3 separate regions of the Mus musculus genome follow, and all the other regions are linked to region 1. A link is a loop called in an ENCODE intact Hi-C map of the cell type or tissue named here. Cell type or tissue: gastrocnemius. All regions are shown on one strand. Links, peaks and the distances in the headings refer to the core of each region. The heading gives the core; the rest is flanking DNA. Region 1 overlaps Glis1 (GLIS family zinc finger 1). Region 2 overlaps Glis1 (GLIS family zinc finger 1). Region 3 overlaps Glis1 (GLIS family zinc finger 1).

Region 1 (10,466 bases), core at 1,265-9,264:
ACTCCCTATGTACACCAAACTAATCTCAAAATTATAAAGATCCACCTGGCTCTGCCAACCAAGTTTTGGGATAAAAAGCAAAACCATCATACCTAATGATTTCATTTTTTCAATGCTATTTTAAATGATGTTTTTCCTTAATTTCATTTTTGAACTGCTTGTTTCTAGTATAAAACAGTTAACTACTGTGCGTTCTTGTAACCTGCAACTTTGATCAGTCAATTTATTAGCTTTAATAGGTGTATGTGTGTGCCTGTGTGTATATGTGCACACATGTGAATACATGCTACTTAAGATTCCCTACATACAAGAATATATCATAATTTTACCTTTTAAAAATATTATTTATTTAATGTATATGAGTACATCGTCGTGGTCTTCAGACACACCAGAAGAGGGCATCAGATCTCATTACAGATGGTTGTGAGCCACCATGTGGTTGCTGGGAATTGAACTCAGGACCTCTGGAAGAGCAGTCAGTGTTCTTAACTGCTGAGCCATCTTTCCAGTCCCTATAACATAGTTTTATTTGTTTGTTTGTTTGTTTGTTTTAATGTGTCTTTTAACTTATTTTCTTGCCTAGTTTCTCTAGTTAGAGCCTTTTGGACAGTTGTAGAATAAAAAATAAAGAGCAGGCATGCTTGTCTTATTTTTGATTTAGGCAAAGAAAAGCATATGTATTCTCACCAATAAGTAGCATGTTAGCATGGAGAGGGCCTGGCGAGCTCAGAACCCAGGAGACCTGGCCTGGTGTCTTAGTCTCGATTCATAGGCTCCTACTTCCTCCCCAACCTGGGGTTTTGAAGTGATTGTCAAACACTTTGCTTGCAAGAGAGGCTCTGTTGTTAGGAGCAAGGTCTGAAGGTTTGGGAGGTCAAGGTGGGCTCTTGACTATAGATGGCAGTAGGGCGGTGTGACTAGAGAAGAGCCTTGAACTGGAAGTGGTAGCTTTGCCTGTGAGTGTCCTGAGCCTGGGAAATGGCAGCATCCCCAGCTGTCTGTGTCTGACAAGCATTTCTACCCTCCCCCCCTTACTGACCTCTGCGGGGGGGAAATGCTAAAAGGAGTACCCATGTCTGGGCCCATGTCCAGTGGTCGTTAAGAGGGCTCCATGGAGGAGAGTCTATTTCAAGAGCACACCAAGTACACAGAAAGAAATTAGGAGAGAAGACAGAGGTTTGTAAGCTATGGGGAAGCAAGGTCGTGTTGGGGACATGTCTGGTGCTGAGCACTGAAACTCCCCACCAGGGGCCTGGTTTGTGGCCAGGGCAGCTCTCACTCTGTAGGCAAGTAAGGAAGTCATTGGTCCCCGAATCACTAGATGACGGTTGCCTCTTCTCTGCTCTGCCCAAGGCCGGTACACCTAGTTTCTCAGTCCCCCTCAGCACACCCTAACAAAGGCAGAAGAGCACAGCTGGAGTTTGTAAACTGAGCCCCCAGGCTTTGTGTAGACAGGCGGGGGGTGTGCTGACCAGAGAGGCCACCGTTCAAGTCCACATGGGCTAATGTGAGTACTGCCCTGGGAATCTCAAGACCAGTCCTACTGCCGAATGTCCACGCTTCCCCAGGTGAGCTGCAACATTCCTGTCTTGACTGTCCATTTGTGCACGGAGCTTGGTTTGCAGTCACAGGGAGAATGCTAAGGGTGCTTGTGTAAGCAGAAAGACTAATAGTTACATTTGTCTATAACTTAACTACTACATACAGGCCCTCAATGTGATGGCATTGACTCTGCCCACTGAGGGAGGGGACATCATCCCAGCTTCTGGAGCAGAACCCCCAGAGTCAATGAGGTGACTATGAGTCACCAGGGTCTCTGTCAGTGCTTGACTAGCCCAGGATGGGGACTGTGGGGTCCTGCTGTCAGCACATAGGTCTTCATCATCTTTTAGGTTTCCAGAACCTCAGTTTCTCTAGTATTAAACGTAGAGGAGAGGCCTGGAGAGATGGCTCAGCGGTTAGGAGCACTGGCTGCTCTTCCAGAGGTCCTGAGTTCAATTCCCAGCAACCACATGGTGGCTCACAACCATCTGTAATGGGATCTGATGCCCTCTTCTGGCATGCAGTTGAACATGGTAATAGAGCATTTGTATATATAAAATAAATAAGTAGTATATATAATAATTTTTTTAAAAGTAATGCTCTAAGAGTTAGTCTTTATCCTTTCTCGGCCATGGATTCATCATGAAATCAGGCTCAGGGCAGGTGGCTCACACTAACTTTGTCTTGCTTAATGAGGTTGGGTTCAGGCCCTGTGGAGCCTGTGCCTTTGGCAGTCTGTCCTTCATTGGACTTAGGGCCTCTCACCCTAGGGCTGTCCTCCAACTCCCAGTCTTTCTGGTAGAAGACACCCCACTCCTCTTTTGGGGCTCAGGCCGCTGGGGGAGACTGACCGCCAGAGGCAACTGTGTTTGATGACAAAGGTAAGCTGTGAGGATCCTGGCTTGCCTGGGCACTGCCCTCCTGGTTACAGTGGCTCTCCTGATTCACCAGCTTCGCCAGCAGGCGCTCTTGCAGCCCGGTGTAAGGGTCAGGGGCATGGCTCTGTTCAGATGAGGAGCTGAGGTGCTGAGTCTAAGGCAGTTCTCCACAGGTGAGTGGAGGAGGCAGGTTGTGGACTGGGGCGGACTCCCTATCTGGGGTCTACAGACACACAAGGCAGGGGTTCAGAAGCTGGCCAAGGGGGTACTGGGGCATTGCAGCTAGGCAGACAGAAGTTCAATGTCCTGGCTCAGCCATATGCAATCAGGGTGGTTCACTCCATCCTTGTCTTCAGTTCTTACCCAAGATGGAGAGGGCTATTTCTCACATGCTCGACCTGCACTGGGTGGGCGCTTTTGATGGAGCCGTCTGTGTTAGTGATCCCCATTTCCTTGGACCAGAGCCTTTAGGGAGTTCTGCACATGGCCTGGTGGTGCCCAATCAGGGATGGGGCCGCCATAGCTGTAGGAACTCCTTTGCAGTTGTAGTGAAAAGCCATGGAGAGTTAGCGGATTGTTGTTAATATGGGTAAATGGGCCTCCGGGGGGCAAAGTGACACAAGGTCCTTGGGATTCCTCTTCTGCCTTCTCTGATACTCACCTGGCTCAGGTGACTGATCCCGAGGGCAGTGCAGCCAAGCTGAGCAGCAAAGGTGCAGCTGCCAGGGATATAGCGGGATGGAGGCTAGCCAGCTGCCTCCAGGGCCTTGAAGGCTGACCTGCAGTCCCTGGTCAGCACTGCTATCCATTTACTTCAGAGGGCTTTGCTCTTTGGAAATCTGAGATTTGCCCCAGCCCCACCATCTGGGGCTCCAGTCTGCTTGAGAGTCTCCCAGTATAGCCTTCTCCGTCTCTGTGGTTCCTTGCAGGGCTTTGGGGTTGAAGTCAGGGACCCTAGGCTCCTGTGTTTAAAGGCTCGCCTTCTAGGAAGAGGTTGGCATGCCTCTCCCTAGTCTGGCTCTTGTTCAATGTGGACTCAAGTTAATTCAAAGAGGCATTTATTCATGGGATTTATAATATACATGTTTATTTATGACCTAATTGTGACTCTGATTAATAAAAGCTAGTGGGAAAGGCCTATCCAAGAAGCCGATGAACAGACTCACACTTAGCTTTCCCACAGTGTATGAAGCATCAGGCAGAGTATTAAAGAAATATAATATTTTACTGATAGACCTGTCCTTTAAAAGGAACGTGGTTTTGGGTGTCATCATTTTGGTGTGAATCATGTAAGGGTTGGCTGTTTGCTGTTTAATACATTTTAGTGTCAAGAGACGCACTCAGCTGGCTTTCTGCCCACGCATATCGTGTAGTCTGGATTTTTAAGCGACATTAAAGAATAGTTTGTGTAGAGAAACCTCAAGTTGTTGCCTCTCCAGCTGTGCCATGAGTGTATCTGCATATACTCTGGGTATTGTCAGAGGCAGTGGATTTGTGAGCTGTCTGGAACTAAAAATTAGAACAAAATAATTTTCTTGTATTAAAAAAAACCAAAGAGGCATTTATTAAAGACCGACTGTATACTAGGCTGTATGGAACCAATGTGACTATGACAGGATGGTGACTGAGCAAGGGTGAACTTAGCCCCAGTCCCTCTCCCACAAGGCCTCAGCTAAGCTAGCTAGGCGTCTTCAACCTGGAGCTGTCTGCTGCTTTGCTGTTTCTCGAAAACAGTCTCCACGGCTGGGAGTCTAGCTCTGCACATGTTCCTAAGCAGGATGCAGTTGCCCCAGGCCCAGGGCCCCTGGGAATGAATGGAAGGCTTTGGCTGATGGGGACTGGCAGCTCTCTCCTAGTTCCTGTTCTGTTTGCATTTCCCCCAGAGACAGGACCACTTAGAAACCTATAAATGCCTGGCAGGGCCCATGGCCCAGGCGAGTATATAAATCGGGACTTGTAAAAGCCTAATGGTCCCCTCTGGACAGGCGAGAGAGGCGCGTGCCAGAAGTCCTCAGGCGGGTCCGGGGGCTCAAATCCCGAGCTGTCATGTAGACTGACAGGATAGGGCGAGGCAGGAGGGCTGCTGTGGACTTACACTGAATGTTAACACCAGCCAAGTGGCCTCAGACAGTGACTGCCTTCGGCCTCAGTCTTTTTCTCTGCAAAGTAGGTCACAACACTTAGCATATCCAATGGCCTAGAGCTGCATGTGACATTGGGGGTCAGCAGGCATGGGGTGTTTTAGAGTTCTAATGTACTGTCTATGGTGGAGTGGGCTCTTCATGGCTGACCAGGCTAATTGGAACAAGCTCTGTAAAACAGGCTGGCTTCAAACTCACAGATATCTACTTGCCTCTGCCTCCCAAGTGCTGAGATTAAAGGTGTGCGCCACCACATCCTGGTCGATATTCTTTATGGTCCTACTGTGTGTGAGATTCTGTAGGGGTCAGTCATTGTCATTGTTCTCCTCTTCTCCCCCCTCCCTCTTCCTCCTCCTCCTTCTCCTCGTCTTCCTCCTCCTTTTTTCCCTTGGGGTTTGTCTTCTAGCAGAACTTTACCTTGTCAAACCCTACCCTGCCCTGTCCAGCAGAGGGAGCTCCTGAGGTCTAAGAAGCTCTCACTTCATTTCCTACTTTCCATGAGGGTTGTTTGGACAGGGGAAGTGGGAAGAGGCCAGCAGTGAGGGGTGTCTCAGGAACTGCCCTCTGCTTGGATTTCTTGTGGTACAGTAGGTGGGGCCCACTGCCGGATGGTGTGGGTCCTGAGGTAACTCATGGATCCCCAAAGACCATCTAGAATCCTTGGGGGACAGGTACCAGTCTGGGGGGGATCCCTGGGCCTGGTCATAGGGCTAGAGGGTCAGAATGCACAACATCCCAGAGATGCTGGTCTGGCTGAGGAGTCAGTGAATGAAGCCCTGCCCCAAAGCCTCTTCCCCCAACTGTCCTGAGTATGGCTTAGTCACAGAAAGATGATTTCAAACGCTGTTATGTCAGGTCAAAGAAAAAAAATGGAGGAAAGGAATGAGACAATAGGGTGAACTGGAGGAGGTGGACTCAAGGCAGCAAGAAGTGAGGAGGGAGGCATAGGTCAGCATGGCAGCAGGAGACAGTGGGGGCTGTGAAGGGAGGAGAGGACATGTGGAAGAGGGGAATGAGAAGAGGAGGGGGCAGGGTTCCTAGGGAGTCCAGGTAGTGGTAGCAGTGGGGGACAACTCCAGCTGGTTACCTACATGGTCAGGTCTGGGTTGTCCTGGCATTGGACAGACTCACCTCCATTGGTCAAAAGACGCCCCCCGCCCCCACCACCACACAGGGCCTCTGAGCTGTGGCCTGTCCTCCCATGACCTTCCAGCCTACCCTGGGTGACAATGACAGTCCCATCTCCCCACCACTTAGGGTCATGATGTCCCTGGGAGTGGCGACAAGGTAGCTCCCTGGTTCCTTGGTCTGAAGGACAGAGCTGAGGAGTGACCATGATGCCTTGCTTGGCTGAGGAAGGGATCAAAGATGTCTTGGAGATATGGAGAGCCTCCTGTGCTGTGCTCATGCTGAGCCTCTAAGGATGACTGGAATGAATGGGCGGGATGGGGAGGTGGAATCCCAACAACCGTAGCAGTCCCAAGCCCTTGGTGCCCCGTGGAGCTCTGCTTGGTACCTCCATAGCTTGCCTGTCTTCTCTGGTCTGCTTCTAACAGCCTTTGTCTCCTCCTTCTCTGCTCTCTGGAACTAAATGGAATCCAACTGCCAGCACTCTGTGTGTTCCCTGTGTGCTCGGAGCTCAGCCCTTTTCATTATTAATAGAAATATGTCCTCATTGTACAGCTTAATTCTGCTTATCTGGACTGGATTAAGAGCCTACAATGACATGCAGTATTGACTCCTGAGCATCCCTGTTAAAGGAAATTTGCCACAGCCTAATTAGTTCCATAAAAAGTAGGGGAGGGGAGGAGTGGGCAGGGCACCCTGGGTGGGAGTCAGGGGCCCTTTGTGCTGTGTGACTTAGGTTGGTTTTTCCTCACTGAGGCCTGGACTGGGCCTACACTAGGAGGCTAGGGCTGAGGCAGATGTGGGAGGCAGGGAACCCTGAGTTCAAGGGCCCAGCGGCACCCTGGGTGTGGAGCACTGGGTAGCTGCATCACATGGGCGTGTGACTGTACCTTCTCTGTTCCTCAGTCTACACAACGGGACAAGTGGCTCTCTTACGCAAGGACAACTGTGATGAAAGACATTGTTGCAGTCATGGGAGAAGGCAGCTATAAGTTCATCTCATGTTAGCAAGACAACCAGGAGCTGCCTCCAATCCAGGAGTGTGGGATGGATGAAGACTGTGTAATACTGCAAGACGACTGCAGGGGCCCGGGTGTGACCCTGTGAACCATGCTGGTGTTTCATTGGCTACGACACCAGAGGGCCCCGGACTCCCAGAACAGCAGAACATAGAAGAGCAACTGTCTTCTCGACTTTGGGAAGGACTTACATATTGGGGTAACTGAGGTGTCTCTAGATGACAGAGAAGGCCTGAGTATGCCATCTAGCATGGCTGGGTGACCAAGGAGCCTCAGTTTCCCTTCTGAAGAAGGGGGCCACCGAGCTCTTCCCCTCTCACCTCTGCCGTACAGACTGAGCTGGGAATGTATCTTGGTGGCTGCTGCTCAGGGGGCAGAAGACCCTTCCCAGAGCATTTCTGAAGCCGGGGAGAGCTGGTACAGTGGGAGTGAGGAGGGAACTTAGCCCTCTCAGTCTCCTACCGAGTGGGATGCCTGCCTTCGTCTTTTCCTCAGGTGACAATGACATGAAGCCCACTTCTAGGCACTCCCTGCAGACTAGATGGGGTCTGTTGTCTGGGCTGGACACAGAGACAGGAGATTTAGGCAGGCCATGGTGTTCTCAGAACTGGCCTTCTCTATAGGCTGGGGCAACATGTGGGTGTGGGTTCCCCTTGGGCTCAGTGCTCTCTGCACCTAGATAGTCTGTGGGGTGCCTTTTACCTCTTGCTTTACAAGGCTGTTGAGTCCCATGGTGTCCTTGACTTGCATACTGTCTAGACAGCAGAGCCAAAGCTGGCTGAGGGCAGAAGGTAGGAAGGCTGGCTCCATGATCCATCCCCCTCTCCCCCCCCACCCCCCTTCTGTGTATGTGTGGTGCGTATGTAAGTATGTATGTATGTACGTATTTGTCTGTCTCTGAGTACCTCTCAGACTCTCTGTACCTCTGCCCTGGGACTATCTCCGCCTAGCTTGCTGCCTTGGAACTGGCCTGGGGTCTGTAAGGACCACTGTATAGGATCGGAGAAGAGGGTTTCCATCACCATAGCTGTACCCAGGGCCTCTTGTGCACAGGGCTCTTCATTGCATTCCCCTCAGATCTTCTGGGTCTCAAAGTAGAACCAAGCCTTCATGTCTAGTTTCCAGTTTTTAATGTTTTTCTTGTAAAACCAAAAATATAAAACTTGCAGGGCGGCGGAAAAGAGGTCCTGTACATTGTATATACACGAGGTCTGTGATTTGAGAACCTTATGGAGAGAGAGGAAGACACAGCCATGGGGCTGTCAGAGGGCCATAGCTCCTGGCAGGCAGCTCTGGACCAGACAGCCCTCCAGGTAGGGAAGTACCCTGTGGTGTGGCCTTGCTGCCCCGTGTGGGAAGCACCAGCAGATGGCAGGTAGGTGAAGTAGCTCAGGAGCCAGGCAGGCAGGCAGAGCAGCGCCCCTTCCTTCAGGTGTCAGTGTAGATGGACGGGATGTGACTCAGACAGTGGTCAAAGGCCCCATTGGGGAAGAAGCCACAGTCCTCAGGACCACTAGGTACCAGGTCTTCAGCTGGCTGTGGCTGCAGCGCTGGGGGACACGGCGTTTCTGCCAGGGTCTCGTAGCCTGTGCACAGAAAGCAGGGGGTCAGAGGGGGCGGTGCCAGAGGCTGGCATGTGGCCCATCTGGGGCCTCTCCTGTTATGTTCCTTTTATGGGGCTTAGAGGTGGGGGTGCTGATGATCTGGGTGGAGAGGAGACATGGGGGTCTTGCACTCCAAAGGGGCCAGGGAAGCTGGGAAGACAGGCAGACTGGCTTGGCATATCCTTCCCCAGTATTTGACTGGTATAGACAGAAAGAGAGAGGGAATAAGGAGAGACAGGGGTGGGGGAAAAGGATGGAGAAGGGGGGAACACCGTAGTTTCTACTCTTAGAGGGTTTGGGAGAAGGAACCCAGCTGCCTATTCTTCCAGCCCCCCCCCCCCCGCCCCCAGACTCAAGAGGGAAGGGAGCATTCCTGAAACCTAGTAAGTGATCATTAAGACCAATTAAGTTAACTTCACAGCAGTTCAGTGACATGGGGCTTACTATCTTTATGGTGAAAAGGTGGGCTCAGAGAGGGGCAGATGTCTAAGGTCACACTGCTAGTAAGTAGGGGGCTGGCACTTAAATGCAAGTCCACTTGGCCCTAGGGACACCTGGCTTTTCTGGAAGACATGCTGCTTCCAGAGTGAGGTCACCGCTCAGGGTTTTTGCCTTGAAGCAGAGACCTGAGAGGATCATCCCAGCTAATGTCTAGTCCCTGAGCTGCTGTCATGATTTTATGTGGCTTTGGTAAGTGGGTCTCAGTCTCCTACAGCTATGAAATGGGTATGGGGTGAACTGTCCTGAAGCCTTTTGGCCCACATATTTGTTCATCCTGGGATTATTAACATTTTAATGGGCAGTGGCTAGCTAGCCGTGAGGCAGTCAAATACAGTTGGAATAGGTGCTGGGTACAGACAGGAAGAGGCCCCTCTCCATTCTAATGTCAGACTGCTAAGTTAATAAATCCCCCCTGGGTTGGGGCTGGGAACACAGGATGGTGGCAATGAATAGTATAGGCACAGAGTGGGTAACTAATCACAGAGGTGGCCTGCACACAGCCTTGTCATGTATATGTGTGGCTCATATATAGCCACAGATGTATGTTCATTGTACTCAAACACAGGTCCATGTACATACAAGCTCAGCAACCTGAAGCAGCTCCACATGTACATGTATGTTCATGTATGTATGTCTGTGGAGTTAGATGTGAGTCTCACATGTGCGTGTGCATGTATGTTCATGTATGTCTATGGAGTTAGATGTGAGTCTCAGGGTAGGTAACGATGTGAGAGAGGTATGTGAACGTCAGTACAACATAAGAATACACGCATATGCCATGGGTAATCCTCAAAATGCCTGGAACCACCTGGGCCAGCCCTACATGCATACAGATGTGCTCCACAAAATGGCAAGGGAGAACACAGACACAGAGGACGTGTGTATGCACACACAGCAAAGCCCCCAGGGATGATGGAGCCACAGGTCTGTGTTTACTGGTGGCCTCCCTGACTGGCCCCATGTCCAGTGTCCGTGGTCCTCTGTCCCCCACTGTGCTGCTCACAGGCGACTCAAGAGCCCTCCATAGGGCCTCAGCTTCTCTTTGGTCTGAGCCTTAGGATCTTCACTAGATCTGGACCCTGGGACTGACTTGAGTAGGGGTTGACTTAGGTAATTCAGAAGGAGGAACTACCCAATAGGCTGTCCTGAGTTCTGCTCTGCCTGCTGGATAGAGCCTGATTCCAGCTCTGGGCAGCATGCAGCCCCCCCCCTGTCCACAGCACCTCTGCACCCAGCAGGGTTAGAGCATCAGATTTCCAATCCCTGCACTCTCAGTTCCCTGGTCCTGCACGAAACAGGCATGCCCCAGGCCCTACCCCTTCCTGCTTCTCTTCCTACAGCAGGGATCAGCGGTATCTGCAGGCTCCAAGGCTGTGCTGAGCCAGAACTCAGCATGTACTTGATTAACACTCAGTATGAAACACCATTTGGACCATTCTCTCATTCAGAGAATCTAGGGACTGACAGTATTTAGATACAGCTGGGCAAAGGTATGACAGGAACACAGTCATTCTAGCAAGGGTGTACCCTAGCTCAGGTAGACTGGGCTTCTTCAAGCTTCTGCTTCTATCTCTATATGGGGCCATTAGACAGGGCCAGCCTTGGTAGTGTTCAGGGAAGGGAGGTCTTGGGAAGCTTACCTGGTGCGGATAA
Region 2 (10,466 bases), core at 1,437-9,436, 160 kb after region 1:
TATTTATTTATTTATTATATGTAAGTACACTGTAGCTGTCTTCAGACACACCAGAAGAGGGACTCAGATCTCATTACGGATGGTTGTGAGCCACCATGTGGTTGATGGGATTTGAACTCAGGACCTTTGGAAGAGCAGTCGGGTGCTCTTACCTGCTGAGCCATCTGTTAACCTAAGATGAGGATAAGGAGTTGAACGGTGATAGTTTAAAGTGATGTGTTTGTGTATAGAGTTATAAAGGGATGGCGCATCCTAGCTGACTTTAAGTATCAACGTGACATAACTTAGAGTTAGGTGAGAAAGGAGTCTCAGTTGAGGGGTTGTCCCACATCAGGATGACCTGTGGGCATGTCTGTAAGGGATTGTCTTGACTGTGAGATGACGTAGGAGGGCCCAGCTCACTGTGCATGCGCAGCACCGGTCCCTGGGCAGATGACCTCTGGCTGTATGAGAAAGCAAACAAAGCATGAACCTTCGAGTGAGCCAGCACGGTGTTATCCCATGGTTTCTGCAAAGCATGAACCTGCACGTGAGCCAGCATGGTGTTATCCCATGGTTTCTGCTCCAAGCTCCTACTTGAGTCCCTGCCCAGATCTCCCTCAACAATGAACTGTGACATGCAACTGTATGCCAAACACCCTTTCCTCTCCCAGGTTGCTTTTGGTCACAGTGTTTTTTCACAGCAACAGAAAGAAAACTAGACCACTCTGCCTCCCAGTCTGTCTTCCCCTCAGGGCACGGGGTTTCTTGCCTTTGCAGTTGTCTCTGTCGAGACACAGATGCAGCGGGAGTTTGGACGTAGGAGGAGTAATCGCCCACCTCCCCTTATCTCCCCCGAAGGCCAGCAGGACACTGGTGGGAGACACAGAATGGACAAGAGGCAGCAGCCACAGGTGCCCCCACAGCTGGATGACCCTGGAAGCAGGGCCCACAATTATTTATTTTAAAATAAATCTCCAAATAGCCTTAAAATAACTACAAGGCATTTCAAAAAGACCGAATTGTTGAATTTACTGTTTGTTTACTGAGACAGTCTGGTTGGGTTTCAGATGAAAGGAGGAGAGAAAGCAGATGTGAGGGGAAATGTCAGAACTGCAGCATCTGCTGCTTGGGCAGGAGCCTCAGCAGCCTGGGGGTGGGGAAACCTGGAGAACGACTCATGAAGACCCCAGGACCCAGAATCCCTGCACCCTGAACCACAGATGCCCCAACTCTCTTATGTGGGCACCAGGAGTCACAGCCCTATTCATCCTGAGCGGCGAGAGGCACGGCATCCCAGGAAGAACCGGCACTTCAGAAGCACACACTGAGTCTAACCCTGAGACATGCACCCGGGGAAGGCCACCGCACACTGGCCAGCTGCCTCACGGCAGCCCTGAGCACACCTTTGCTGCAGAGCAGGCTGCAGAGAGGTCCGAACTGCTGGACATGCTGCTCAGCAGAGGGTACCAGCCCACACATTCCACGGCTCTCTCAAGCGCAAGTCATTGATCTTTTCTGGGAGAGGACCCTCATTGATGACAATCTCTACCCTCACTCCTGCCAGAAGCAACCCTGCCTGAGGAAGGGCCTCGTGTACTTACAGAACATGGGGATGCAAAATATGTGTTTCCTTAACCACCTCTGTCTCTGAACGCCCCAAGAGCAGGAACACATGGGTTCTCTGGGTTCTCAGTGTCCAGCCCATAGCTTAGTATGAAGCAAGCTTACCAAAGAGAGGGAAGGAGGGATCGGGGAAGGAGGGATGGAGAGAGGAAGGGGCGTAGGCTTCCACTTCATTCAGAGGTTGTCTAATGTGTCTCTGCTGCTAATTTAAAAGAAAAATATCAAATAGCCATGTCCTTGTAAGCAAAGAGCATTATGTCAATGCCACAGATAAGGACACGGAGCCCAGAAAGACTGGAAAACATCGACCGCTCTATCCACACATACAGGGTCTCTGGCAAGAAGTGGGTGCTGTCCATCCCACGAGTACCCAGCCTGCCACTTGCTGACACCAATGCCACACTGCAGTGACAATATGGGACAGCCAGACCTCTGCTCAGAGGAACCTGTGTCACCTTGGACAAGAAGCTAAGCCCCTGCCTTCCCCTCCAACTCAGAGGTAATAAAACCTCCTCATTACAGAAAGGAAAAGCCCCCTGTGAACTGTGAACCAAGTGGAGTAGCAGAAATGCTACCCACTTGGTACCAGACAAGACTCTGACAGTCACGCGGCAAGCACACAAACCCTACCTCAGGGCCAGCATGAGACACCTCTAGGACATGTCACATGGGTATGAATGGATGGGCAGATGATACTCGAATGTCTCTGAAGACTAACTCCCCATAACACAGCAGCAGAGAGGAGTCAGAAGCCCTGCTCTCTGAGGAGGCTGGATGAGACCCACTTGAGGACGCTGATTCACTATGACGAGAACATTTCCTCTGCTTCTCAAAGGTGGCGCACACATCCACTGCCCTCTACCACATCTACCTATGTCAGACACTGGCCAGATCATCTGTACCAAGGACATAGCACACTGTGCTTGCCAAGTCTGGGATGGACCACACTGATACCTGGGCAGAGGCTCCCAGCCCCAGCTCCACAGAGCTTCTAAGCTGAAATTACAAGGCACCCCTGGAACCATAAAGCCAGGAGTGCAGCCACGGTGAGCCAAGACTGGGCAAGACCTCCTTCCTCGACTGGACTGTTGCAACACCCTCAGTGCCTGGCTGCTCATGGACAGTGCCAGCAGGTGAATATGCTATACTGACAGGAACCAGGAGAAGGGCCAGGACCTGTGACAGGGACTCGGGGGAATTCATGCAAAGCTGTAAGCAGAAGCGACATGGATGCAAGCTGGGCAAGCTGTGTCCCACCCAGCACAAGCAGCCAGGAAAGAGCAGGCATAGCTTGCACTGACAGGACGGGCTGGACTTGAAAAATATCCAGCCTCCAGGGCAAGGTTGCTTCCCAGGGGGTGGGGGTGGGGGGCGGGGGTGGGGGGCACTAGAGAAGGGTTGGAGGAGCTTGGGCATTCCACACACGCACTGCTTCAAGTGCGTGGAACACACGTGACCTTAGAATTTAAGATATGGACTGGGGAGATACAGAGTGCCTGCCCTGCAAGCACAGGACCTGTGTGTGATCCTCAGAACCTATGGAATAAAGCCAGGTGTGTGAACGGAACAATGGCTCCCTGGGGAGCAACCTAAGCAACTACATTCAGATCCCAGCATCCACAGAAAAGCCTACACCATGGCAACCCGCCCAGTACTTGGGGACAAAGACTGGCGGTGCGCAGGGGCTTCCTGGCCAGCCACTCTGGAGGAAACAGTGAGCTCCAAGCTCAGTGAGAAACTCTGCCTCAAATAATAAGGTGGAGAACAATGGAGGAGAACACACACACACACATGTACAGAGAGCGAGAGGTCCAGCAAGCTACGCAAGGTGGCATGTGTGCCTATAATCCCAGCCTTGGAGAAGTAGAGTCAGTCAGATCAATGGGCTTGGTGAGTTCTAGCCCACTGAGAGACACGGTTTCAGAGGAGGAGAAAGAGGAGGAGGAGAAGGAAGAGGGAAAGAGAAAGGGGAGGAGAGGGTAGTGGTGGTGGACAGCAAAAGTTGTTCTCTGGCCTCTACAAGCACATGCACACACCTGCACATACACCTGCACACACATATACTACATACACACAAACACTACAGGGACAGGGAACTTCGGGTGGAGTTTACCTCCCCCGTGGAGGCTCCAAGTCCCGCAGGGGCAGGTCTTCCTGTCTCTTTCACAGAGCCTCTGGCACCCACGTGTATCTGTCAGCCTTTGTTCCCACCTTGTGTTGAGTTTATACACACTAATTCAAGTCACACAGTGGCTGTTCAACACGCGAATTTAACCAGGATCCACCAGTCTCTGAGAAGAAAGGGCATCTGAAATTGCTGTGCTGCGTGAATAAACTGGCCTGGACAGCAGGACACCCCAGGCCGAGGTGGACACCTGTGTGAAGGTGGGGATCTCCTGCCTCCTCTACAGCCCCTCAGCACCCCAACTCATATTCATTCTTCAGTCAGCCAGCCAGCATCAGCAGAATCAGCCCTGGGCCAAATGGCGTTGTGAACGGACCCGGGACCTGTCCTTCTACCCGACGGGAGAAGCACAGCGTCTGCTAGATGGTTATGCTAGTCACCTCCTTTCCAATACAAGACCCAGACAAACTGCGCATCCTTGACTGCCCTGCGGGCTGCCTCACGGGACAAGTCCTCACAGGGGATACTGCTCACTAGAGATGCCAAAGGCCCTGGAACTGACGTAAGTACTGGTCCCCATAGGCACAGGGTAACTAGCCTCACTCATTGGAATATACCATTGCCCTCTGACCTGGTTCCTAGAAAATAAGGGCAGACCCAGAGGCCAGGCGAGGGGGGAAGAGGCAGAACACTGTCGCTGACACGGAATCTCTCTCAGTGGCATAACAAGAGCTGGCTGAGCTACCACAGCTGGAAAGAAAAGATCCCTCCACAAACCTACCATTTTACAGATGGGGAGACTGAGTCCAGGAAAGGGCTGCCCCTTTCATGATGGGCCCAACAGGCCTTGAGCTTAGCACCTACATGTGTGAGAGACTATTAACTATCACCCTTGCACTGCTGTGACCCAATGCTTGAGAGAAACAAATGAAGATGGCAAAGATACATCTTGGCTCACAGTTTCAGTCCAGGATAGCTGGGAATAGCCGGGTCCTGCAGTTCATAGTGACACAAGGACATGTGCATATTAAGTGAGCAAAGCCTGCTGAAGCCAGGGGAGGGGAGAACACTCCAGGTTAAGTGAAAAGGACCGAGGCAGAAGGGAACAGTACCTTAGCAGAGAAGAAAGGCAGGGAAACTCAGTATTGCGGCGTGCAGCCCATCCCATCCTGGGTGCTCACCCATGACCACTGAGTTATACTCATTAGGTACCCAAGGATGCCCTCTGTCAGGCAGGTGGTCTCCAGACCAGAGCCTCTGCACATCAGAGACTGGAGCATCAAAGGACCCTGGTTCAGTCCCCAGCCCCACTTCTATACTGTACAGGAGACTTCTGTATTCTCCTCTCTAGACTGGATGAAGGAGATGCCTACGGCAGTCCTCTTATAGGGAAAAAGGGTTATACCTATAAGTCCGCCAGCTCCAATCTATCGAGAGCCACCCTCAGTCCCAGCCGCCAACCCCAGCAGGAACCTGGCAAAGGACAGGAGTGTGAGTCTGAGGCCCGGGAGTGTGAGTCTGAGGCCTGGGGAGGGCATGTTACAATCCTGATTAGTGACCTGGGAAGGAGGCTGGTACCAGTTCCCAGAGCCTCTCTAGCTCACAGTGGGTGGCCAGTTGCTGAGGATGCTACAGAGACTTCTGAGCACAGGCGGGATCTAGATCAGAATGGGAGCTTTGTACAGTCGCATGCAGGTCTGAAACCCACCAGCCGGCTGGGTCGTGGCCAAGTTTATGACGACGTGTTTCCTAAACAGTGCTATTCTGCTAGGGCTTGCAGCGGAATCCTTTCCCCACACTGGACACTCATGGGCTTGGAGGAGAGCTGAATACCAGGATGGCCGACTCCACTGCAGCTCCAGGAGGTCCTGGCCAGCATGGGGCGTGTCTACACCTCCCGCCACTCCCTCAGAAGCACACCCTGCTTCTCTGTCTCCGTAGCTTTTCCCTGCTGCGCTTCCAGTTCCTTGGACGCCCTTTGCAGGGGAAGGGCTGCAATAAGTACCTGAAAAGCTTCTTAAAACCTATCACTCTTGGGCTGGAGAGATGGCTCGGCGGTTAAGAGCACGGACTGCTCTCCCGAAGGTCCTGATTTCAAATCCCAGCAACCACATGATGTCTCACAACCATCCGTAATGAGATCTGACGCCCTCTTCTGGTGTGTCTGAAGACAGCTACGGTGTACTTACATATAATAATAAATAAATCTTAAAAAAAAAAACAACAAAAACAAAACCTATCACTCTGATTGTCCCCCTGCTGGTGCAAGACTGTGACAGAACAAGAAGGCAAGAAGGGCTGAGGGCTGCAGGTTTGGAGAAAGGGGTCGGGGGTCAGACCTAAATTAGGGTCCTACAGCAGTGGCAACCACCCCTTCACAGACCATTCCTGGGTCATGGCAGTCACTCCCAGACCTCACAGTGTCGCTCATTTTGCCTTGTTCCAAGAGAGCTGAGCTGCACAGCATCCCAGACCCAGCAAAGCGCCAACACATGGAGGCAGATGGGTTTGCAGTGTTTGTAAATCAGAGGTTTGGCTTGATTTCAGGCTAGCCCAACCTATGGAGAGCTGCAGACCCCAGGGGACAGCCTGCTCTCTCCTAACCTCTGAGCTGAAAAGGCTGAAGATCAGAGGCAGCCATTGGGACCCAGATGGGGACCACTATGGAAGAACATCACATCACACTGCAAGACATAACTGGTACAAGTCACATCACAGCAGGGCTGACAGTTCTTCCTCTGCCAGCCAGAAATACCAGCCAGAACCTTCAGGGCCCCCCTCAGACAGTCCATTCTCTGATGGTCCCCTAGATCAAGAGCCTCTAGTGACCTCAGGATCAAGTCCAGACTCATCCACCAGGTACCTCGTCCTTCTTCCTCTACACAAAGCCTCTGCATGCAGCCTGCATACCAGCAAGATGGGGAGTCACCTGTCTTTCCTCACCTGGGTGGCCTCTCTGCACAGAAGTCTTGGGGTTTCTCTGAGAACGGGAAGCCAATCTGAGCCCATGTTTGTTCTTCATTGGCATAGTGGCTCCAGGGACATGGCTCTGGCCAAATCTGTGAACCCAGTTGGACATCTGCTCTGTGCCCCGAGAAGACACACAGAAAGGTCCACTGTCTCTGAAGAAGCCGCAATGGGGAGCACCAGGTCATGGGACCCACAGGAGAAACAGTGCCTGGGAGGTCATAGGAGACTTCCTGGAGGAGATGAGCAGAGTCCTGGGAGAGAACATGCCAGGAGCACTGCAGAGGAAGGCCGTGAGCAGGCAGGCACATAGAAGTGACAAGGGATGAAGTGCTACTGGGCCAACCTCTGCCAAGGTGCAGCTGGCAGAGAAGTCCCCCTTCACAGGCTGCAAAGAGGCCAACAGAGACCACCAAGGGCACTGGCCATGCAGCTGACCCTGCATGCTGCCACCCACCCTTGAGTCCCCGTCCCATGGCAGCCTGCAAACATGCCATTCCTTGTGGCTGCCCTGCCACAGAGGACTGCGTCCTGAGCGCCGCGGTGTCTGCGGCCAGCACGATCTGTTATTATCCCCGTCAGTGGGCCGGCCTGTGTGCATTCCTCGGTGATGAGTCTGGCCTCCTCGCAGGGTCTAATCAGCGCCCAATCGCCCTGGCTTTGATCTGCTGCGCTCTCTGCGATACCACACCTGACTTACAATCTGATCGGTGGCTATCCCACCCAAGCCCAAATTATCCCTGGAGAGGTCCCACAGAGCCTGTGTGCTGCCTGCTCTTCCGGTGAGTCCTTTCTGAGAAGGCTGCTATGGCCTCCTGTCTGACAAGTCACCCCCTCACCTCCGTGCATGTCCCATCCATCATGTCCAGGCTCCAACAGGACCCAGTCATGCCCTGTCCATGAGTGTCCATTGTTGGGACCCCTATCTTGCCCCTCCGTTCATCTTCGACATGCAGCCAGGTGTCATCAAAGCTACTGCTGGCCCAAGAGCTGTTCTCTGCTGACCCCCAGCCATGACTCTTTCAAACACAACTTGTATAGAAACACCCTGTCTCAAATGGCCTTTGCATCTGCTCTATTCACATGTCCCCGGGTCACTGTCACACCAGGCTGACCCTGCTTAGCTCCTACTGTCCCATGCGAGTCCTTCAGGTGGGGCCCTACAGCTCAGTTCACATGGGTAAAAATGGCAGCGTGAGCCCATGCAAGACCCCTCGGCCAAGCCAAATCCTGCCCTTTTTCTCTTAGTTTCTTTCCCCTCCCACCAGCCCCAGCTCCCACGCCTCTCCCCGGAAGTGGACTGGTGGCTTTGTTTTCAAGACACAAGCAGGTGGGAGAGAAGAAACTCCTCTGAGCCCAGCAAGGGGACCTCACTGGTCTGTGGGCAGTGCTGGGCACAGGAGTGAACCACTCAGTCCTCTTCTTGGGAAACTCAGCTTTGGGGGAGGCAACCCAGGGGATGGAGAAAACAGAGGACAGAGTAGAAATGTCTGAACCTGATCAGGGTGACTTTGTGGTAAAAGAGATGGAAGAAAGTGTGGTGTGCCATTATGCATAAGACAAAAGCCAGCACTCGGGAGGCGAGAGGGCTGTGAGTTCTAGACTGGGCTGGATTATAGGTTGGGAAAGAGGGATGGGGACGCTGATGAATTCAAGGTTGGAATGTCTGACCTGAGCTTTGAGAGACACACAGGACCTTTCCAGACAAGGACGTCGCTGCTCAAGGGCCTTCTGCTTCTTGGCTCTCCCGGCAGCCTCAGGCCAGCCCTGCATGGGATGCTGGGAAGTAGGTGAGAGGCACTGTGGGCCCTAGGGTGAACAAAGGCCTAGGCCTTGGAGCCTGGGTCTGTAACAGACCTGCTCCTTTGCCTGCTAACTTGACAGCCTAGGGAAAGTACCCTGCCCAGAAGGGGAAACAAATATATCTGTGTTAAGAGGCAGTCATGAGGACATAACACCCAAAAGAGACAGGACCTGGTTAAAGAGGCACACAGTCTTCCTTCCAGCTGCTGTGGAAAGCACAAGTCCCAATGTCTGTCCCATCTGGGCAGGTCTCCTTCCACCATCTTGCTCAGGAATTCAAACGCACCACTTCTGGCCCATAGTCTCAGCCTCGCAGAAGACCTGAATGTGCCTGACTGTCTCTGGCACGGCATCTCTTAACTCTTCTATCATGATCCTTTCCGGTACAGAAGCTAAGGCTAGAGATGTTTGCTGTGTTCAGGTACCACCTTCCTCTCAGGATTTGGGGGTCACCAGGATATGGAGATCACTAGACAGCTGGTTCTGGAGTAGACTCTGCCATGTCTCAGATAAGAACGGCTGAAGCCCCACCAGGGCCCCCCAGTCACCCTTCTCCAGCATGATGCCAGCAGGTACCCCTCCCTGGCTGATCCTTGTGAGTGATGCTTCCAGCCGTGGGTGAGGCTAACCTGCCTGGCTAAGCCTGCTGGGGATTGCTAACCTGTTCTTCACCCTGCGCAGCCAGCACTGGATGCCAAGGAACCGAGAGAAAAGTTAACTCAGCCCTCAGGAGCTCACCGCTGATAGTAGGCCACGTCATGGGCCCACAGGGAATTCCTGAGGGTTTGGGGACCTGTCACAGCACTCTACCCCTGGCTGTACCATGGCGCTCTCACCATCCACACTATTCTCATGAACGCTCTGCCGAGGCTTCGGCTTCGTTCTTCTCGCTGCTGGGGCTGTCTCATACCCCAGACGGCTCTAATGAGAGGATCCTTGCTTGCCCTCCTTTCCTGTCACTCACAACCTGCCCCAAATGCGCATTCCCATGGAGGCCAGGGCCCTGAACCTCCTCGTAGCCTAGAGCCTCCCTCCCATCTCAACACCAGCTGCACCCATTAGGTACAGGGCTGTCTGTTGCTCAGGCCCAGTATCTCTCACCACGTACCACCTACAGACTTGCTCTGCACACACTCCCCAGCTCCCTTCCATCCCAACCTACCCCCTCCCTTTGGCTTTCTGTTCCCTGTCCCTTTCAGGTTCCAGAATCTCCACTGGCTTCTTGGCTAGCACCAAATCAACCACTGGCTAAGCACCAGATTTCCAGGCCTCTGCTGTCGCCACCCCATGCCGAGATCCCGTTCTCAACCCCACCCCCACAGGCTTGCACCTCTGAAGGTGCAGAAGTTACCTAAATTGGGTTATTCTGGGGCACCACAGCAGCGCCCCCCAAGGCTTATCATATGCGGTTGTGTGGTGATGTGGTACAGTTGTTACACCTAGTCTGAACTGTCCCCTTCTGGAGGCAGGAGGGTCACTAGGAAGAAACTCTCAGACTCTCTAAACCCCTCCCTCGGGTTAAGCAGAGCAGGAACTCGCGTGTGCAGCTCTCCTGAGCCATCACACATGCTGGGATGGACTTCTCTGTCCTGAGGCTGCCTCTGAGCCACTCATACTTCTGAAAGGACCCAGTGAACTCATCAGCTCACCACGCTAGGCTTGGATAGAATCCTTTCATTTTCTGTCACTGCCTTCCCTATCTAAAATGAGCAGAAATAGACTAACCCCCCCCCCCCAAAAAGTCACATTGGAGGGAGCGGTGCTACCCACCCCTGAGCTGGGGGCAGTGGCAGCAAGCCTGTGTGCACCCCACTCTCCATCCTTCCCATTAAATATCTGACACCATCAATTGCCTGATTTATTGATGTGGCAGACTGGCCAGCCACTGGGATGGTTCTGAGAAGTCTGTAATGCCAGACCAAGTAGCTAAACCAAGTGTAGCATGGTCTTCCAGCCCTCCTACCCC
Region 3 (10,466 bases), core at 1,054-9,053, 150 kb after region 1:
GCAGTCTAAACAGAGCCTCATGGCCCCTCTGTGATCACCTGAGCCCCCTCTATGGACCCATCTCACAGCACAGGATCAGGATTCCAGCAGGGGCTCAACAGCAGGCAGGTGGATGGAAGGGGGGCATCTTTTCTACCTGATAAGGCTAGGCCATAGCCTGGCCCCTCTGCTCATGTATGCAGGATGAACTAGTTTCTTCTTAGTCCCTCATCTCACAAATACCACCTGAGCATCTCCTCCATGCCAGGCAGTGTGTGAGGGCTAAGGCTGTCAGAAAGCAAGCTGGATACATCCCAGGCAGCAGCCAGCAACTAGCCCCAGCTTAGCCCCAAGTGGGTCATCTGTTATGTGAGTAGAATAGACTTCACATGCATGGATTCGGGAAGGAAGCCGTCTGTCCACCAAAGACTCAATGACCAGGCAGCTCTCGGCCCAGTGGGGCCAGCTGACAGTATTTGGTCTGATTTGTGGCAGACACTTGATGTTGTACAGGCTCCATGACAACATGTGGAGATTACTGGTCTGATTTGTTAACCGAATGACTCAGCCCTAAGATAGAAGTGGCCAAGCAGCCTCAGCACAGACAGGAATCCCATTTCTGGACCAGACCTTCAGATTCGGAGATAAACCAGTTCTGACCAAAGGGTTCAGTGTACACATGTGGTGCACATAAATGAGTGTGGGTGCACACACACATACACACAAAACAATAAGTAAATCTCTTTTTTTTTTAAAGGTTCAGCCAGCAGGAATCAGTCTGAACTCACCTCTTCAATGAGGAGGCAGTCAGTCAGACAATAGTTTCTTCTGCATAAGGTTTGCAGATGGGACAGTGACCTCCCAGAGTAAAACTCCACAAACCTACACCCAATGTCCCCCTTGTAAGCCCAATAACCTCTTGATGTAATCATCTCAGACATCCATGCTGTCTTGAGAGGAGGGCTGTTGGTTACTTAAAGCCAGGGAGGGTCTCCCTCATCACTTCCTGACACCCAGATTTCAACACCCAGTAGAGAGTTAATAAAAGATTATAGGGTCCCGTATCTGAATTTTCTAAACGGAAGATACCTTTCAGCTCATCCTAGGCCATCAGCTAAATTAAATCTGGCAGGAAAAAGTTTCAAGCCCCACAGTGATGTCCGAATTCTCCACCGTGGGGAGCAAGGGAGAGTGAAGGAAATCCTGAGCTGTGCGCTGTTGCCATGGGTACAGCCACACCGACTACTCGGATGCCTCAGCCCCAAGGGAGTGGCAAAACTTTCTCCCTAGGGTGAGGATCAGAGGGATGGCAAAGTCTCCCTTGGGTGGGGGAGCCCATGTGTGAATGTAGATAGTATACGCAGAAAATATCCACCATAGCTTTCTCCCCCAGACAGTGAAGCCCTGAAGATTGCTCCTCCTAATGAGATAAGCTAGACCTGCTTCCTTGTTCAGTTGTATATAACAAGCATGCCTCCTTGTTTATATCACATGTATATGTATATACTAGTCCCACCTCATTCAGCTGCACGCAGCAACCCCACATCCATCCCTATTCCACTGTACATATTAAACAGGATAGGCAGGGGGCTCTAGGTCCTCTATCAGAAAGCCCAGTCCTCCCTAATCCCAGCCTTCCTGTTCATATGTACATGTTTGTCTTTTCTGCATTCCCTTGCTGCCCCAATCACATCCATCCCTGGATCCATGCTGGGCACCACACTCTATGCTGGCCTCTGAGCCCTCCTAGCAAGCTCCTGTCTCCATGGGGCTCCCAGTACACTAACCCGACTTGGTCTAGTAGTCATGTTCACATACTCTTTTACCAAGTGTTGTTTCCAAGGTGCTGTGATCATCTTTGCTCTCCGGCACCCAACACATCACCTGGCCAGCAAGGTCTACAAATGACTCAAGCTCTCTATAAAGCACGCAATGTGGGCAGTGTCCAAAGGGAGCAGACGCAGGGGAAGCTGCTGTCATCTCTGTGAGGGGAACGTGTGAGAGAATGCTTCTCATTCTGAGTTAGTCACTGCAGAATTGCTAGACAGCCGCCAGCGGAGAATTGTTTAAAACTACACGAACCTTTCTTTACAGCTGTAGATATTTCTAACAAGTAGAAGACTCTGAAGGACAACGGGCTCACTACGTGTGGAGTCGACACGGTAATGAGCTCTCAAAATACTTTTAACCAGAAGAAAAATGTCCAGGCGCAAAACCTATCCTGCAGAGCCCCGCTGAGCTGGCTGGGTCATATGAAGCCATATCTGGAAAGGGACCTGGGTACCTTGCATAATGAGAACAGACCCAGTGATGGCCTGGCTAATGCTCCTGGAAAGGGGACCCTTTGCATCAACAGGAAGAATGACCAGCCTCCTCCCCAAGGACTAGCTTTCAGAGAACCAGCAAGTGCTATGCAAGTTGCCAAGGGAGGGAAGCAACGAACAGTCCTACCTGGCCATGATGTCTATGAACCACAACACCGATCAGCACCCCTAAAGGTGCAACAGTGGCCTTCACAGCTTGGTGGTAACCAACAGCCGTCTAAGTGGACTCACGGCCTGCTCAGGAGGGAAAATCATGCCTGCTACTAGAAACCTAACCGACTATCGGGGCTAGTGACGTCATGGAATCTAAAAAGAGGACCCATGGCTGCCTCTTCACTAGACCAGTATAATTCCTAACGATGGTCTAAATATTACACCCACAGAGAAGTGTAGCCCTCACACACACACACACACACACACACCCCACCGGCAAAGAAGCTTCTCTCTGCAGCAGAGAGAAAATGAGAGAGAACCACAACGGGGCAAAATACAGAGATGGACTGATCATGGATGCCCAGCCCCAATACATACATCTGCAACACAACTCTGGCACCTGAGCCTCAGAGAACACAGAAGAAGAAAGAGTGGAGACTGTAAGAGCCAGCGGATGAGGAAGTCTGTTGTGAATAGTTGCCTCCTTCAAATGATCGGGAAGCTACACCCATTAGATCTCAACAATGTAGCAGCCTAAACAAGGCCCGAATAATGGCAATGCCAATGAACACGCTAACATGGAAGGGGGATCTCATGTGGCCCCGTCTTAGACAACTGCAGGCAAATCAGGACTGCTAAAAATGGGAGAACTAGTCTTTCCCAGGGATGAGCCCCAGAACTGGTTATCCAATACCAAGTGGTCAGCCCTGAAATCATATACACACAAGGAACACTAAACAGGCTCAGAAGGTAGTATTTATACGTGTGTGTGTGTAATTATAATGAAAAGGAGACCATGAATATGAGGGAGATGGAGAGGAACATGGGAGGGGTTGGAGGGAGGAGGCATGAGGGCCACCCTAATGCACCTACCAGGCATCCTCACTGCTCCAGTTGCTAAGTGGACTGAAGCTGAAGGCGCTGCCTTAGCTTCCCGGGAGGGTGCGGGTGTCTTGGGAAACAGCTGGAGCAGTTAGAACAGCTGGCCTCCATCACCTGGCGCTAAGATGCTCCACCTGCCCAAGCCCCACCATCCTCCATGCACAGAATGGAACCACTGCGCCCGTCTGGCCCCACTCCGCTACACAGAGCTCTCTCACATTCCTGTGAATGCCTACACATCCATACCTCTCTCAAGAAAGTCACCTTCTCTGGGAAGCTTTCCCTGGCTTGTAGTTCCCTTGCAGAAAAGCCACCCTGCTCCCCTCATACCCAGAATGCCCCTTCTTGGACTATTTACTTAGCCGTGCGCCTAGAAGCAATGCCAGGTGCTCAGCTGCAGGTTTCTAGCTGAGCAGGCAGCACTCCGCCAAGTCAAATCACACCCTCCTGGCCTGGTAGGTGTGTTAGGGTCACATGAAAGTCTTTAACTTACAGACCCTCCAGGCAGCCCTGCAGCTTGGATTCAGTGTGGGTCGGGGCACCCAGGGCAGCAAGAGGGGGTGGATCTGCAGCAGTTCTGTTCTCCTCCCCTGTCCCCACTCACAGCTGAGGCACACAGCCCAGCGTGCCAGTCCAGCACCAGAGCCTTATCACCCAAGCTGGCAAGTGCTGTGTGTTCCCTGCCACTGCCTGCCTATAAAGCCCGATTGGCGCCAACGCCGTGGAAGCCTGGTTCTGCCTGGATCCGCATCAGCTCTGTCTCCCTAATCACACGCTCCACTTGGGACCATGTCGCTCTACGGCTTTTAACTCGGCCCACGGCCGACGCACCATACTTCTTGTGATATCACCGACATGGCTTAGACAACCTTTCAATGGGGCTGGGATGCTATGGCTCTGAAAGTGCCTGAGTGGCATCAGGGCCACCTCCAAGACAATGGCCTGTCTCAGGAAAGCCGGCCCCTTCTGAGTACGCCTCAGGAGAGAGTGAGCCAAGCAGCCAAGAGAGAGAGGTGGGAACCTGGCGTCAATCCCCGACTGCCTCTCGGGCATACCTCCAGGGAGCTTTCCAAGGCCCCTCCCTGTGGACACCCACCACTCCCAGAAGCCTACACTCCACACACACACACACACACACACACACACACACACACACACACACTGGGTTTCCTCTCAGTTGTCTCCTGGCTCAGGGGCTGGGATAGAGTGGCACACATAAACATTTACTGCACAAGCAGACATTTATTTAGAAGGATGAAATCCAACTACATGGACCTAATTTTTCCCAGAAAAAAAGAGAAAGCTCCTTCTACCCTACACATCCCTCTGCCACGCAGGACAGTGACACTCTAAAGCTTACACCGAAGCCTTTGTGGCCTGCTACTCAGCAGGGACGTAGGAAAGGAGCCCTGGGAAGAGAAACTACACAGTCCCTGGGTCAGGGCGACTTGGACCAGCACTACCTGAAGTGTGTGTCACAACCAACACTTCCACACCCCTGGAAACCGCCAAAAAGAACAATTCTCAGGGCCTGCCTGCTCTATGGTGAGGCTCAATGGAGACAGGGCCCAGGAACTGGGTGAGCAAGCCTGCAGCCCTGGGAGGTGAGAACCCTTGGCAGCTACCATAGCCCTGAGTCATTTCCTTTCCTGGTGCCTCAGGTTCTGTCTCTGGGGACAGAAACCAGGTAACTGTGCTCCCAAGGCATGCACAGATAGTACCTGTCTGACCCAGAGTCCTGTGACCCTGTGAAACACGGAGGGGACATCATGGCATACCCAGCCCAGGTCCAGGACAAAGGCCCATGACCTCCAAGACAGTAGTTCTCAGCCCCTTTGTGGGGGCTGCACATCAGATATCCTGCATATCAAATATTTATATAACAACTCATAACATTAAACTTACAGTTATGAAGTAGCCATGAAAGAACCTTATGGTTGGGGGTCCCCACGGCATGAGGAACTGTATTAAAGGGTTGCATCATTAGGAAGGTTGAGAACCACTCTTCCAAGAGGTGTGCAAGGGAAGACTCAAGTGGCTCAAGTAGAGGCAGACAAGCAAAACCTAGGGCTTCAGCACAGCCCTCTGAGACTGAGTCAATGCTGTCTCCATTAAAGGATGCCAGCTCACAACCCTACAGCACTAGAAGGGACCTGACAGCTCTATTTTACAGAAGGAAGACTGAGGCCTGAGGTCATCCCAGCAGAATATGGAGAGCCAAGCTTCCAGGAGCCAGGGGGAGTTGAAGCAGATAGACTTTGAGACCCCTCCTCACTGTGGCCATGGTAATAGGTCAGCATGTAGTATCACTGACTTGGTACTACCAACCCAGTACTGATGACCTAGTATTGCTAACTCAGTACTGCTCGCTAGCGTCAGGCCAGGAGCTCACACAGGCTGAAGAGGCACAAAGCCTGTAACCAAGCAACAGCTGGTTTTCAAACACCCCCACTTTTGCTGGACTGGGGTCAGAAGTGGGGTCTACATAACTTCAATAAGCTAAAATTCCCCAAATGGCCTCTTTCCTGAGTCTGCTCTCATCCCCACACTCACACAACCATTGCTCTCTGAGCACCTTCTGTATGTTACTCCATGCGGTGGCCTTAATCCTAGCTAGGACAAGACATTCAGTACCTCAGGGTCTTATTTCTCTGGATTTCTAAAAAATTCATTTATTTTTATTTTATTTATGTATGTGTGTGTGTGATGTGTGAGTTTATGTCCACTACACACATGTGGTGCCTGCTGATGCCAGAAGGCACTGGAAGTCCCTGGACATGGAGTTAAAGTGTTTGTGAGTTGCACGATGTGGGTGCTAGGAACCAAACCTGGGTCCTTTGGAGAAACACTATGAGTGCACCCTTAGTCACTAGGCCATCTTTCCCACGCCTACAATGAGGCTTAGAGAAGTTTACTGACCTGCGTGCAGCACACAGAGAGACAGGATGAGTGGACATAGATGCCTGTATCCCACCCATTACCCCCCCCCCATATCAGAGGCTTGGGTTTGTACCTGGTTCAGCCTCAAATAAGGGGACCATGATGCCCCACAGCCGGCAGGGACACCCTAATTTGCCTTTGGTCTTCGGGGAAACCTAAGAGGATATTGAAAAACGAAGCCATGCCGGCAGGTAGCATCACCCAGATCAGCTTGTGTGGCTGACCTCATGCACAGACCTCCAGAGCATTGCGCCCCACTCCCCTCACTCCAGGCAACAGGCCAGCTCTCCCATCTCCAGAGAGCTTACTACACAAGCAGGGAACAGAAAGACCCAGACTCCATCCAGCCCCCTGGCTGCTTCTGTTGAGCTGACACTGTCTACCACCCTTTCCTCCAAACCTGCCCTCAAAAGCTCTCAATGGGGACTGTATCTCCCCACTCCATCCCCACCCCAGCCTGTAAAATCACCCAGAGCCAACAGCCAACAGGACCTTGTCCAAGCAACTCCGGGCAATCGTAGAGGAGAAAAGGCGGTTAGACTTTAAATTAAATAGAACCTTCTCTCTTTATTTCCAGTAAGAAATCATAGACTTGGTTCAGGTACAAAAAATTAATCCCTGGGTTCAGTTTGGGATTCAGCAAATTAGCACCATTTGCTCTGGTTTGGGGTCTGAGGTTTAGATCGAGCCTAGAGGAAGAAGCAATCTGGGACACCCCACACCACAAGCATCACTTGCAAGCTTTGTGGCTCCACTTGAGGGACAGGGATAGGAAAAGACCCTTGGGTGGAGCCAGACTCCTAGTTACCCTCTGGCAAGTAGCCGTCCAAGCCTGAGTAGAAGAGCTTCTCTGTGCCAGCTGGGTCTCCTCTGTGTAGGCTGAGCGCTGGTCACAGCTTCCTTGAAGCTCCCCATCTCTCTGCGCCTCTCTTCCTCTCTCACCCCTCTTCCCTACACCACGCATGTCACTCACGGCACTGCACCCCAGCTGGCAGCCTCAACAGCATCCCTAGAGAGCCTGCATTGGTCCCACTGTGACCTACTCACCCTGTACTTCCCAGGATACTCACTCACTGAGAGAGGCCCCCACACCCAGCAGAGCAGAAGCTCACGCACTGTCCTGGTCACAGACCAATCCCTTAGGGGAAAACTGGGTGGATCAAGCAGGAACCTGGCCCCTTTCTAGACACAGAACTGCCCTTCCAGTTGGCCAGGTTTGGGTCCTGGGGCCAGAAGCAACCCTCCCTCTCCTTCAACCCCCCCACTCTAAGCTCAAAGCACACCCTCTAGCACCCTCTAGGGCCCAGGCAAGGCATCTTCCTGCCTCCACCTTCTCCACCCAGAGCTCTGAGAACCCCTCCAAGTGCAGGTGCTCGCTCTGGAGCACTTGCAGGGGAGAGGAGTGGGCTCTGCACAAACGAGCCTTCCTTCACACTCCACTCTTGGGCTCTGTGAGCACTGTCCGCAGAGCGAGAATGGTGATCCCTACCCTGCAGTCCCAAAGATTAAGACGCGACCTACAGCAAGGACCTAACCCAGCAGCAGGCATACACAGTAAGCACCCTGAAACCTGAGTGCTGGCATACACAGTAAGTACCCTGAAACCTGAGTGCTGGCATACACAGTAAGTATCCTGAAACCTGAGTGCTGGCATACACAGTAAGCACCCTGAAACCTGAGTGCTGGCATACACAGTAAGTACCCTGAAACCTGAGTGCTGGCATACACAGTAAGTACCCTGAAACCTGAGTGCTGGCATACACAGTAAGTACCCTGAAACCTGAGTGCTGGCATACACAGTAAGTATCCTGAAACCTGAGTGCTGGCATACACAGTAAGCACCCTAAAACCTGAGTGCTGGCATACACAGTAAGTACCCTGAAACCTGAGTGCTCCTTCCTCCTGTGTTTAAGGCGCCTTTCACTTTCCCCTGCACCAAACAGGAGCCCAGACAGAAATGAGCTCCACACAAGGGGTTGACAGTCCGCCTAAGACTGTGGTTTGTCTATGAGGTATGGTGGGATAGTTAACAATGGACACTGCCACGTGTCAAAATAAGCAGAGCGGGAGGAACCAAACAGGCTTCCTCTTGGGAGTCCAAGCAGGAGCCTCCAGAAGAGAACAGGAGAACACAGCGCAGCCTGCAGCTTGCTAGAGATGCCTGGGCTGCGGATGCACGGGCTGCTGCGGCAGAGTAGGCGCTGCTAGGGAACCGCTGCGGACAAACACCCCACACAAGACATCGCAGCCTCAACCTCACCTCACACTGTTCCCAAAAGTTCTGCTTCCTGGCCAGTCTACCAGTGCAGGATGGACAGCCAGAGGGAAACAGCCCAGTTTAAAGGCAATAAAAATGTTTTTTTTCTTGCTAAACAAATTAGTTTACATCTGGTGATGTGCAAATAAATAGAAGGACCCAGACCAGACGTCTCCCAAGGCCTGGGCCTCACTCTGTTTGGACCCAGGCCTAGGCACCCGCCAGGAGCACCCTTGTCTCTCGCTTGCTCTCACGCCATCCCTGCTCCCCCCTTCCCACAACTCTCCGTGCTAACTGTCCATCCCGAGGTTCCCAGTCTTCCCCTTGCTCAAGGGAGGAGCTGGCCTCTGGTGCTTGCCCCATGTTCCTTCCAAGCTAGCCTTAGGCAGCGCATGTATGAAATGGGAACAATGGTCTCCTCGTGCCAGAGCTGTGGGGGGAAATAAACATCTCTGAAGTGCCTGGCACTTAGAAAGCATCCCCATGGTGTGGGGCTCCTCCACTGCTCCTGGCCCTAGCTCCTTGGGAAATACATGGAGTGGACTGTGTAGGGTCAGAAGCCCAGTTCTGCCTATGCACAGAGGTGGAGAAACACAGGCATTCCCACAGCACAGAGGGTCCTGTCAGTGGACAGTTGGCCAGGGGTCTTCAGATAGAAACAGCAGCTCCCAGTTCTCAGAACCTAGGAATTACCACCTGGAGACGGGCCACTGCTGTCCATCCCACCACACAGCGAAGCCGAGGCCCAGAAATTTCAATTTCAATTTGCCTGCTTTGGGAAGGAAGCCAGGCCTCAGCCCATGGGTATTTTCTAGTCCATGTCTGTGAGGAGAATCTGTCACATGTAATGAGGGGGTAGGACCACCAGCCCAGACTTTCCTTGGTGCAATTCTCCTGAAACTTAGAAATTTCGGGTTCCTGGGCCACGGAGCTCAGGGGAGACCTCAGTGGATGGGTACAGGTCAGTCAGAAGCAGAACAAGAGGGGAGGAAACCCCTCGGTCTAGGACAGCTGTAGAGGGAGTGTGGAGAGAAAACTGTGGACGGGATGGTCTCCAGAAACCCCTCCCAGTCAGAAGACTCCATCTGGCCTCTTTGGAACCAACTTTCTGATTCTTTCTGTCAGTGGGGTGGGTCTGTGGCCCTGCTCCTGGGAGCAAATCTAAAACAAGCCCTGTTGTTCCTTTCCCAGCCTTCTGGAGCCAGGAAACTCATCTGTCCTACTTAGTTCTAACTGTCAAATTGACACGGCCTAGACTTACCTGAGAAGAGAGCCCCAGATGAATTATCCGAATCACACAGGCCTACATGCAAGCCGGTGGGAGCCTGTCTTGACTGTTAACTGGTGTAGAAGGTCCCAGCTCACTGTGGCTGGCACGATCCCACGGTCAGATAGGATAAGAAAGCCAGCTAAGCGTGAGGCCGCAAGCGGGCCGGCACTGCGGTGTTACTCCATCACGGTCCACGTCAAGTCCTCCGTGAGCTCCTGCCCTACGGACTACAGCCTAGACGTCCAAGCCACATAAATCCTTTTCTCCCCTACGGTGCTTTTGCACACGGAGTTTTCTCACAGCAACACAAGGGACGTACAGCAGAAAGGAGTGCAGCCAAGTGGACTGTATCATGGCGAACATGACTATCTGGCTTTTATGCCTCGGACGTAAACTTTTTATGAAATATTTAGAACTTTGGGCTGGGAAAGCCACTGAGTGCTGTGGGCAGAGCTTTGTGGGCCACTTTTCTTTTCTTTCCTTTAAAAGATTTATTTAATGTATGTGAGTACACTGTTGCTGTCTTCAGACACCAGAAGAGGGCACCAGATCCCATTACAGATGGTTGTGAGCCACTGTGTGGTTGCTGGGAATTGAACTCATGACCTCTGGAAGAGCAGGCATTGCTCTTAACCACTGAGCCATCTCTCCAGCCCTATCT

What was found. Peaks named below come from ENCODE experiments on the same cell type or tissue, not always from the same donor. Only the 100,000 strongest peaks of a DNase experiment are listed, where the experiment ranks them.
Region 2: a loop joins it to region 1, with 1.8 times the contacts of the local background. A loop is called at or near these places in 10 of 42 quality-filtered maps.
Region 3: it touches region 1 in a loop (1.8-fold over the local background); 12 of 42 quality-filtered maps call a loop at or near these places.

Annotation. Positions count from the first base shown.
Region 1 is chr4:107,632,417-107,642,882 of GRCm38, reverse strand. It overlaps Glis1 (GLIS family zinc finger 1), which reads right to left. Exons shown (of 11, transcript NM_147221.2): 10 at 10,454-10,466; 11 at 7,824-8,294. The coding sequence ends at 8,137. Among named protein-coding and RNA genes, the nearest start is that of Gm52673, 12 kb to the right of the region's middle. In gastrocnemius, for the core only: a CTCF peak has its summit at 5,012 (motif pointing right); DNase peaks (open chromatin) are centred at 5,038, 8,081 and 8,310; H3K27ac peaks cover 343 bases.
Region 2 is chr4:107,471,480-107,481,945 of GRCm38, reverse strand. The region is part of intron 2 of Glis1 (GLIS family zinc finger 1); the gene reads right to left. Among named protein-coding and RNA genes, the nearest start is that of Gm46866, 41 kb to the right of the region's middle. In gastrocnemius, for the core only: no CTCF peak of the experiment used is centred there; DNase peaks (open chromatin) are centred at 2,779, 5,285 and 5,372.
Region 3 is chr4:107,483,210-107,493,675 of GRCm38, reverse strand. The region is part of intron 2 of Glis1 (GLIS family zinc finger 1); the gene reads right to left. Among named protein-coding and RNA genes, the nearest start is that of Gm46866, 53 kb to the right of the region's middle. In gastrocnemius, for the core only: a CTCF peak has its summit at 7,579; DNase peaks (open chromatin) are centred at 3,996, 4,365, 7,462, 8,993 and 1 more place.